2 separate regions of the Homo sapiens genome follow, and region 2 is linked to region 1. The links are chromatin contacts, found by Hi-C or POLR2A ChIA-PET in ENCODE. All regions are on one chromosome and are shown on one strand. Each heading gives the region's core, a stretch centred on a gene start or an enhancer-like site at or near the end of the contact. The rest is flanking DNA. Distances are from core to core; before and after follow the strand shown. Region 1 overlaps CUX1 (cut like homeobox 1). Region 2 overlaps CUX1 (cut like homeobox 1).

Region 1 (4,919 bases), core at 745-3,244:
CAGGCTGTAGTGCAGTGGCACAATCTCAGCTCACTGTAACCTCTGCCTCCCGGGTTCAAGCGATTTTCCTGCCTCAGCCTCCTGAGTAACTGAGATTACAGGTACATGCCACCACACCCGGCTAGTGTCCCCTCCAAATTTCATGTTGAAATGTGATCCCCAGTGTTGGAGGTGGGGCCTGGTGGGAGGTGTTTGGGCCATGAGGGCAGATTGCTCATGAATGGCTTGGTGCCCACCTCCTGGTAATGAGTGAATTCTTGCTCTGAGTTCTTGTGAGATCTGGTTGTTTAAAAGAGTCTGGGACCTCCCCCTTCTCACTCTCTCTCTCCCCATGTGATATGTCAAGTCCTCTTTGCCTTCCATCATGACTGGAAGCTTCCTGAGGCCTCACCAGCAGCAGATGCTGGCGTCATGCTTCTTGTACAACCTGCAGAACCATGGGCCAAGTAAACCTCTTTTCTTCATAAATTACTCAGCCTCGGGTATTTCTTTATAGCAATGCAAATGAACTAACAGACTCACACATAATTGTTCACTGCAGTCAGTGGCCATGGGCCCAGGGCACCCCAGGGTGGGCACAGAGGAAAAAAACTGAACCACCTCATGCCACCGAGGGAGGAACCACTGGTGGGAGGATGGGAGGGGTGTTAGAGAAGTTTCCTGGGGCTGGAGACCACACCTGGGCTGAGGTTTATGCAAATAGCTGCTTTTGTCTTTCTTTTTCTAAGAGGTTGTCACCCAAAGAATAATTATTTTATGGAGACCAAATATAACAGCATTAAAGAAAGATCTTATATTCAAAACACGTATATGCCCATCCCACATCCCCAGCAGAACTTTTTCTTTTGGTCACACAGCCAATGACATAAACATCTCCGTCCTTCTGAACAGCACTGGTGATTTTACATTTTAGTGGCTGTATAATATTCCTTCCTGTTGAGGTGGGCCGTCAGGAACTGTTGGGTGAATGAATGAATGACTAGTGCTTTCCTTAGGCACAGGACGTGGACACTCACAAAGCGCTTAGACCCACACCTCTGTGGGTGTCCTGACACCACCCAGAAAGGGGATTGATTAAAACTGTCCCTGTTGGGGAAGGAGAACATCACACACCGGGGCTTGTCATGGGGTGGGGGGAGGGGGGAGGGATAGCATTAGGAGATATACCTAATGTAAATGACGAGTTAATGGGTGCAGCACACCAACATGGTACATATATACATATGTAACAAACCTGCACGTTGTGCACATGTATCCTAGAACTTAAAGTATAATAAAAAAAAAAAAGTCCCTGTTGGCTCACACCTGTAATCCCAGCACTTTGAGAGGCCGAGGCAGGCAGATCGTTTCAGGCCAGGAGTTCAAGACCAGCCTAACCAACATGGTGAAACCTCATCTCTGCTAAAAATACAAAAATTAGCCGGGCATGGTGGCCCGCATCTGTAATCCCAGCTACTCAGGAGGCTGAGGCATGAGAATCACCTAAGCCTGGGAGGCAGAGGTTGCAGTAAGCCAAGATCACAACACAGTACTCCAGCCTGGGCGACAGAGCAAGACTCCATCTCAAACAAAAAAGAAAAAAAGAAAAAAAAAAGAAATTTAAAAACTGTCCCTGTTTTGCAGGTGAGGAAATTCAGGAGACCCAGTGACTTGTCCTCCTGTCTCTTGCACTAATTCTAAAGCTGCTGCCCTAGCTCCTGGCCTTCCCTACCAGCTCATAACACCTTGGTGAGAAAAACGAGGCAGCAGGGCACACTCAACTTTTCTCACTTACAGTGGAAGATGTCAGCAGTCACAGCTATGGAGGAAGAGAAAGCTCTCAGGGGAAACTACTTTTTACTGCTATGTTATTGGTCAGGGCTGAGTCATACATTTCAGCCTGCAATGCAGGTAGAGGGAAACTCTAGCAATCAACAGGCAAGAAAATACCTGCCAAGATCGACTTGGACAACCTCATGGGTTTGGTTTTCTTTCTTCCCTTTTCTGCTTGCTTATTTTAGGCCATCTTGGTGAATACAGAAAGCAACAGTTAATTTTCCCTCCCACTTATGTGGCTGAGCGAAACCTCCCTGGTTTTATTAGAGTCAAGACTTGAAACCTGGCCAGGTGCGGTGGCTCACGCCTGTAATCCCAGCACTTTGGGAGGCCAAGGCGGCAGATCACTTGAGGTCAAGAGTTCAAAACCAGCCTGGCCAACATGGTGAAACCCCGTTTCTTCTAAAAATACAAACATTAGCTGGGCGTGGTGGTGCTTGCCTGTAATCCCAGCTACTCAGGAGACGGAGGCAGGAGAATCGCCTGAACCAGGGAGGCGGAGGTTGCAGAGCCGAGATCGCACTGCTGTACTCCAGCCTGGGCGACAGAGCGAGACTCCGTCTCAAAAAAAAAAAAAGACTTTAAACTTCAGAGCCTCTGACATTTGCATTCACGATTCAAACACCACTGGGGAATGCCTGGGATATCATTTTAATAAGCACATTATCTGTAAAAGAGAGTGGCTAAGACTCACATTGCCAGCCTGGGAATGGCTGGCCACTCTCTGTGGCCACCAATTGGCTATTCCACGTAGCCCAGGCCACACTGAGTGCCCTGAACTGAGATTTATCATTCACTCTACAAATAATTTCAGTACCTGCTACATGCCAGCCACTCTTTCATTCACAAAAAAGAAGACATGTTTTTGAATTCAGGCAACTTACATCCTCATGCGGCAAGACAAGTAAGAAACAAACACATACTATGTCAGGAGAGAGGAACTGTGGTAGAAAACGTCCTGCAAGGGAAAGTGAGGCGTGTGTATAGGTTGGGGGAGGAGGGGGCCGGGGACACAGTACTGGCTCAGGATTCACAAAACGGGGGGTATTCATGTCAGGACCTCTCCCTGTTCAGGAGCTATGCCAAAAGAGGCCTCTCCCTAGGTCATCTCCCTAGGCAAGCCTGATGTCCACAAATTCATTTTTCCATTTATTATTTTTGCAATTAATTGCAAAAACCACAATGACTTTTGCACCAAACTAAATATTGCCTGAAATTTCCAAAGACGCAGCATGTGACTCGGTAGCTAAAGGGGGAAAGAGCATCCCTAGAGTTAAGTTCCCAGGACATTGAACTCAAAGGCCAGATTCAGAGAGAGGAGTCAGGAAGCGCAGGTGCTGTGTTCGGGAGAAAGTCCCACGGGGTGTGGGGCACTGTGGCTTCCAGGTACATCCGTGCGGACGGCGGGCTGGTTCTCGGGGCCTTCAGGAGCCCTGTTCTTGGGCCGGGGGTCACAGAGTTAGGAGACGGCTGGCTGGCTGAACAGTTACAAGCTGGCCTAGAGCAGAAGAAGGTGGTTTATGTCACCGCACTCTCCCCTGAGTCAGAAGCGGGAGAGGTGTCTCCAGGGTCTGCCTGAGTGAGAACCAATCTGCCACCTACTTTGGATTGTGTCATTTTTCACTCAAGTGCCAGGTAGAGAACTGGTCAGATTCTTCAAAATGAAGATTTTTATTGTTTTAATTGGAAACAGGGTCTCCCTCTGTCGCCCAGGCTGGACTGCAGTGACACAATCACAGCTGACTGCAGCCTCGACCTCTCGGGTGGAGCAATCCTCCCACCTCAGCTTCCCCAGTAGCTGGGACCACAGGTGCATGCCACCATGCTCAGCTACTTTTTAAACATTTTTTTTGGAGAAACAGGGTCTTGCTATGTTGCCCAGGCTGGTCTCGAACTCCTGGGCTCAAGCAATCCTCCCACTTTGGCCTCCCAAAGTGCTGGGATTCCAGGTGTGAGCCCCCACACCCAGCCTGAAGGTTCTTCTTCTGTAAGATCCTGAGTAGTGGCATCACTGCCCTGGGGACCCTCTGTTGAGAATAATATTCATCACAACCTCCCTGGCCCAGAATGACACTGCAGGGCACTGCTCCCTAAGCCCGGTGCTGGCTGGGAGCCCTTCCAGAAACAGCTCAAGGGTAGGGCCCCGCTCTCCGCACTCTGTCACCCAGCCCTGGGCCTGTACTCATACTCACAGCGCTGGAAACAAAGTTCCTGAATAACAGACGAAGAAATAAAACACCCAGCCGGACACGGTGGCTCACGCCTGTAATCCCAGCACTTTGGGAGGCCAAGGCGGGTGGATCACCTAAGGTCAGGAGTTCGTGACCAGCCTGGCCTGTTAACATGGTAAAACCCTATCTCTATTAAAAATACAAAAATTAGCTGGGCATGGTGGTGGGCACCTGTAGTGCCAGCTACTCGGGAGGCTGAGGCATGAGAATTGCTTGAACTCAGGAGGTGGAGGTTGCAGTGAACCGACATTGTGCTACTACACTCCAGCCTGGATGACAGAGCAAGACTCCGTCTCAAAAAAAAAAGAAAAAAGAAAGAAAACACCTGAGCCCTGCCAAGGGGGAGCTGTCTTCCCCAAACCAACAAACCTCCTAAAGATAGCTGGGAGCCCATCCTACCAGCTCTGATTTGGGGCTGGTTTGTGAGTTACTGTTAGGAGTAAGTCCCTAGAAGTGATAAAAGATAAATCAACCCAACGTTTGATTTATAAGATATATCAGACTGATAACTAGTGACAATGTTAATCTAATTACAATTCAAAAATCTCATCACATCCATTTTCCATGCTATTTCATTAACTTGGGCTTTTGCCAACAATTCAACATTTTAAGCGTGACCGAATTCACGCTTCATTCCTTCGGTGTGGGTGATGACCTGCTCCAGGGTGAGGGTCTCAGAGCCCCTCTTCCACCCAGTGGCCCATATGCCGGCCCTAGGGAGCCCTTTTTCTAGCCCACAATCCTTTCCCAGCATCACAGTCTAGAGCACCTCCATCTCCTGGTACTCACCTCCTGGAAGGTTTTCTGAGTGGTCAACATGTTCCCGAGAGCCTACATCTGCACTGCTTGCCCAGGATTTCTGCTTCTTGCTCA
Region 2 (4,919 bases), core at 1,301-3,800, 140 kb before region 1:
CTGCATTCGGCACTGCTGTGCAGGCTGCAGAAATGCCCGTTATCCACCCTGACCCCCACAATTTTGGGATGCAGGAAGGGGTGTGTCATGACACCCCCGTTTCACAGATCACCATATGTGCTACAATCTATACACTGTATTCACTCAACAGTCCGTTACCCATTTCCTTCACATATACACTGCAAGATCCCTAGGCTTACCTTAACAGTGAATCAGAAAAACTTTAAGGATCTCTTAAATAGGTAAAATCTGTAGGAATGCACGCCAAACCCAGGTGACAGTCTGTGAATAATGATTTTCTCTACCCTCTCAAAGGATGCTGGATGAATATGATTGCTTTATTGGCCAGGCGCGGTGGCTCATGCCTGTAATCCCATACTTTGGGAGGCCGAGATGAGTGGATCACTTGAGCTCAGGAGTTCAAGACCCGCCTAGGTAACATGGTGAAACCCCCATCTCTACTAAAAATACAAAAATTAGCCAGGTGTGGTGGTACACACCTGTGATACCAGCTACTTGGGTGGCTGAGGTGGGAAAATCGTTTGAAACCGGGAGGTAGAAGTTGTAGTGAGCCAAGATCGCATCACTGTACTCTAGCCTGGGTGACAGAGTGAGACCCTGTCTCAAAATCAATAAATAAAAAAAAGCAGTAGGACTGGTTGAGAGACTGTATGATAATTTTTTTTTTTTTTTTTTTGAGACGGAGTCTCACTCTGCCACCCAGGCTGGAGTGCAGTGGCACAATCTCGGCTCACTGCAAGCTCTGCCTCCCGGGTTCACGCCATTCTCCTGCCTCAGCCTCCCGAGTAGCTGGGACTATAGGCACCCGCCACCACGCCTGGCTCATTTTTTATATTTTTAGTAGAGATGGGGTTTCACTGTGTTAGCCAGGATGGTCTCAATCTCCTGACCTCATGATTCGCCCGCCTCGGCCTCCCAAAGTGCTGGGATTACAGGCATGAGCCACTGCGCCCGGCCGATAAAAATTTTTTAAAAACTGATTGCATGTTTATATTCACAAACATGTTTATATACATGGCCACATGCACAGTGCCTCTCTTTTTTTTTTATTTTTGAGACAGAGTCTAACTCTATTGCCCAGGCTGGAGTGTAGTGGCGCGATCTCAGCTCACTGCAACCTCTGCCTCCTAAGTTCAAGCAATTATCCTACCTTAGCCTCCCGTGTAGCTGGGATTACAGGCATGCGCCACCACACCCAGCTAATTTTTGTATTTTTAGTAGAGACGGGGTTTCACCATGTTGGCTGGTCTGGTCTTGAACTTCTGACCTCAGGTGATCCACCCATCTCGGCCTCCCAGAGTTCTGGGATTACAGGTATGAGCCACCGTGCCCGGCTGCCTCTCTATTTATGTGTACGTGTTTTTGAGTACAGAGTGTGTGAGCCTGTGTGTGTGCATGTGACGTCTGTAAGCCCCCTCCCACCCTGTCCTTACTCTATCGTTCCAGCACCTGACACCACACCTACCACAGTAAAGCAGCCCTTCCCTAAACATCAATGAAGGAGAGGAGTAAAGTTTGGCAATTCTCACTGATGCTTTGCAATAGACATGTCTATTACATGTCAATTACATTTCCTAGCCATGTCTGGGGGCCACAGAACTGGCAAAGAATCGTCAGCGCTCAGAGGAATTTCTACCTGGACTTGGAACTATGAAGCCACCCCCTTGTTTTTGTCTAGCCCCCAACCTGGGGAGACACCAGGTCATGGTTGTACTATTCAGAGGGGGCCAAGACAGCTGGTGTTACTACAAAAGACAAGGAAAATCCTTCAGGGCTCACCCAGGCATCAATTTTTAGGTGTGGAGCAAAATACTTGTACAGAGATGAAAAATCCCAAGAATTCTACAAAATCCACAAGCCCCTTTTGGAGATAAGACACAGGAAGAAAAAAAAAAAAGGCCATCGGTTTTTCCCTGCAAGTCTGATTTAGTGCTCTCTAAGGTTTAAAGGACAGGAGGTTCTTTATTCAAGTCCATACTCTGAAAACCATAAAAGTGGCTGCTTCTCTATTTTTAGGGAAATTAATCCAACCAGGGTAATTACAGCAACTCGTACTGGAAACTGATGACTCATCAAAAAGACAGGAAATAGAAAATTTTACATTCTTAAAGGTACAGCAGACAGACTCTGTTTTCAGGATGCTTAAGTTGTCCCTTTCAAATTCAATCAGGGGATGCAATATTTGTCTAAATATGATGGTCAAGACAGCTGGGTGATTCTCAGGTTTACTCAACCGGGCTCTACCTGGCCCCAGTTCTGTGAGTCTTTCATGAGGAATTATTGTTCAAAAAGGGAAAAATCAATCTGCTATGGTAAATACAACGGGGGCTTGTGAGGCTGGGAAAGGCTGAACCCCCCAGGAACGCCTGCCTTCACCTGACTAGCCCTCACCTTTGCTGCTTGATTACAAAGCTGGCACCAGAAAGGGGCTTTGAAGACCGCCGTGGTCTCAAGCAAAAAGCACTGGAATTTGAGCCTAAAGGACCAGGTCCAGGGCCTGAATCTGCGTGTTCCTGGGACTGCTTCCTCATCCATGCAATGAGCACAATAAAAGCTGCCCCAGTGACTTCAGGAAAGGGCAAACAAGATAACACTCAGGAAATCATTGTGAAATAGTCCAGAACAGTATGTAAACAAAGTATCCATCCCAGCTGCTCACACCTGTCATCCCAGCACTTCAGGAGGCCAAGGCGGGCAGATCACTTGAGTCTGGGAGTTCGAGACCAGCCTGGCCAACATGGTGAAACCTCGTCTCTACTAAAAATACAAAAATTAGCTGGGTGTGGTGGCAGATGCCTGCAATTCCAGTTACTTGGGAGACTGAGGCAGGAGAATCGCTTGAACCCGGGAGGCGGAGGATGCCGTGAGCCAAGATCGTGCCACTGCACTCCAGCCTGGGCAATAGAGCGAGACTCAGTCTCCAAAAAAAAAAAAAACCAAAAAGCAAAAATTAGCCAGGCATGGTGGCACAAGCCTGTAATCCCAGCTCCTCCAGCAGCTGAGGCAGAAGAATCACTTGAACCCGGGAGGTGGAGGTTGCAGTGAGCCATGATCGCACCACTGCACTCCAGCCTGAATAACTAACAGAGACCCTATCTCAAAAAAATAAAAAATAAAATAAAAAGAAAGTATCCATCCCACCCACATTTGCCATGCAGACTTGTGTCTTGAACTGCTGGTATCCTCCTCCCCTCCTTTTAAAAATTATTATTATTATTTTTAGAGATGGGCTCTCGTTTTGTCACTCAGGCTGGAGTACAGTGATGCAATCATAGCTTACTACAGGCTGGAACTTCCAGGCTCAAGCGAACCTTCCAACTCAGCCTCCCAAGTAAATGGAACTAAAGGCACAACACCATGCCCAGATAATTTTTGTATTTTTTGGTAGAGGTGGGGTCTCACTATGTTGCCCAGGCTGGTCTCAAACTCTTGGGCTCAAGTGATCCTCCCACCTCAGTCTCCCAGAGTGCTGGGATGATAGGCGTGAGCCACCATGCCCAGCCTCCTCCCCTTTTCAAATTCTGTCTTATGTCCTCCTTTGGGATCTGGAGTTCTCTATCCCTCCAAAGAAGCGTAGAGGCTCCCCAGTGCTGAGTTAGCTACGGGAAAGTTTTCTGCTGTTTCAGAGCACGTTGTATTTTGTGATAAAGTACTGGTTATATACATGTTATAAAGAAAATACTCTAAAATTAACCTAAGTGAAGTTCCTCGTAAATGTCTCTTTTGTAACCGTACTATGTAAGTATGTGTATACACAATGTCGTTCTTTGAAAAAAGCATATAGGCTAGGAATACAACATGAGTAACCTTAAGAAATACGAATTTTACTGGCAGGAAAGGTTTGGGAGGTGCAAATTCTCCTAAGACTAACATTAGCTATAAAAAATGTAGTATTTCAGTGCGATTCAATATTTTCTTTCATCGAGGCTCAGTGCCTCGGCCCACGAGTGGGGAGGAATGCAAGAAGCTGACTGTGTGTATTGCAGCTGGAACTCCTTTTCCAATCCAGATTCTTGGGGACAGGGCATAGGATCGTGGACTTCAGCAAAAATGGGAATTCCTGCATTTTTGCCCAGAACACTAGCCGCTTGGCTGGGAGGGCGACATTCCTGCTGGAGGGTGCAGTAGCAACCCAAACCCAAGATCAAGTAAGTGAACAGCTGCAGGAGACGGATGCAGGAACTTGGGGCAGTGAGGGATGCCCAGGCCTCTCTCTGGGCTGCCTACTGCTGCGTGATTCCAGGGATCTGCCACCTCCACGGCCATCCATCCCAAGGAATTGTTTAGATGTTAAAATCCACAGCACGTTCCTTTGCTAGAGTCTCCAAGGTTAAGGCTATTAGGGTGGTAAATCTCCATTTGCTAAGAGAAGCGGGAAGATCCGTACACAGGGTGACCATCTGAGAAGGAGCTATGTTTTTAACTAAAGAAAAAAGAATGTCAGGCGTAGTGGCTCATGCCTGTAATCCCAGCACTTTGAGAGGCTAAGACGGGAGGATCACCTGAGGCCAGGAGTTTGAGACCACTCTGGGCAACACAGTGAGACCCTGACTCTAAAAAAATTTCAAAAAAGAAAAAAAGGGCAGAAATAATTCATTTATTTAACCCAGAAATGGTTATAATCGGAAACCTTGCAATCCTCTTACACAACAACTGTTTTGGCAAAGCCCCCATGTTCCAACAAATATTAAACTGTGCTTGCCATTTGTCTAAGGAATCTTGCATTAATAAACATGAAGAAGAACACTTTTACCTCCCACTCTCAACGACAGGACAAAACAAAGACCAGCTGTATTCATCAATGGGCCCTTGTTCTGCACATAAAGGCTAATTACATTTTGCTTCAAGCCTACACATGGAAAACTTTACTGCCGTTGTCTGCCACAGTCAGCCCGTGC

The links. Hi-C counts contacts between places; a loop is a spot of excess contacts on that map. ChIA-PET counts read pairs that join two places held with the same protein, here RNA polymerase II (POLR2A). Pooled maps may share reads with other maps.
Region 2: a loop to region 1 is called in a pooled map, with 5 times the contacts of the local background. The contact joins two enhancer-like sites. A Hi-C loop is called at or near these places in 1 of 168 maps with a recorded cell type or tissue (GM13976), 11 of 37 single-sample maps with no recorded cell type and 3 of 50 pooled maps. POLR2A ChIA-PET finds 5 or more read pairs at or near these places in 2 of 52 experiments (BJ and OCI-LY7).

The regions. Positions count from the first base shown.
Region 1 is chr7:101,979,091-101,984,009 of GRCh38, reverse strand. All of the region lies in intron 2 of CUX1 (cut like homeobox 1), which reads right to left. Among named protein-coding and RNA genes, the nearest start is that of CUX1, 160 kb to the right of the region's middle. RefSeq lists enhancers at 1,989-2,098, 2,129-2,248, 4,776-4,919. Within about 2 kb of position 1,994, at least 7 of the 41 ENCODE cell types and tissues checked have a DNase peak (open chromatin) inside an H3K27ac peak, as active enhancers do; they include OCI-LY7, where a contact is called at or near this core.
Region 2 is chr7:102,119,387-102,124,305 of GRCh38, reverse strand. The region is part of intron 8 of CUX1 (cut like homeobox 1); the gene reads right to left. Among named protein-coding and RNA genes, the nearest start is that of SH2B2, 170 kb to the left of the region's middle. RefSeq lists a silencer at 566-792 and an enhancer at 4,630-4,919. Within about 2 kb of position 2,550, at least 9 of the 41 ENCODE cell types and tissues checked have a DNase peak (open chromatin) inside an H3K27ac peak, as active enhancers do; they include OCI-LY7, where a contact is called at or near this core.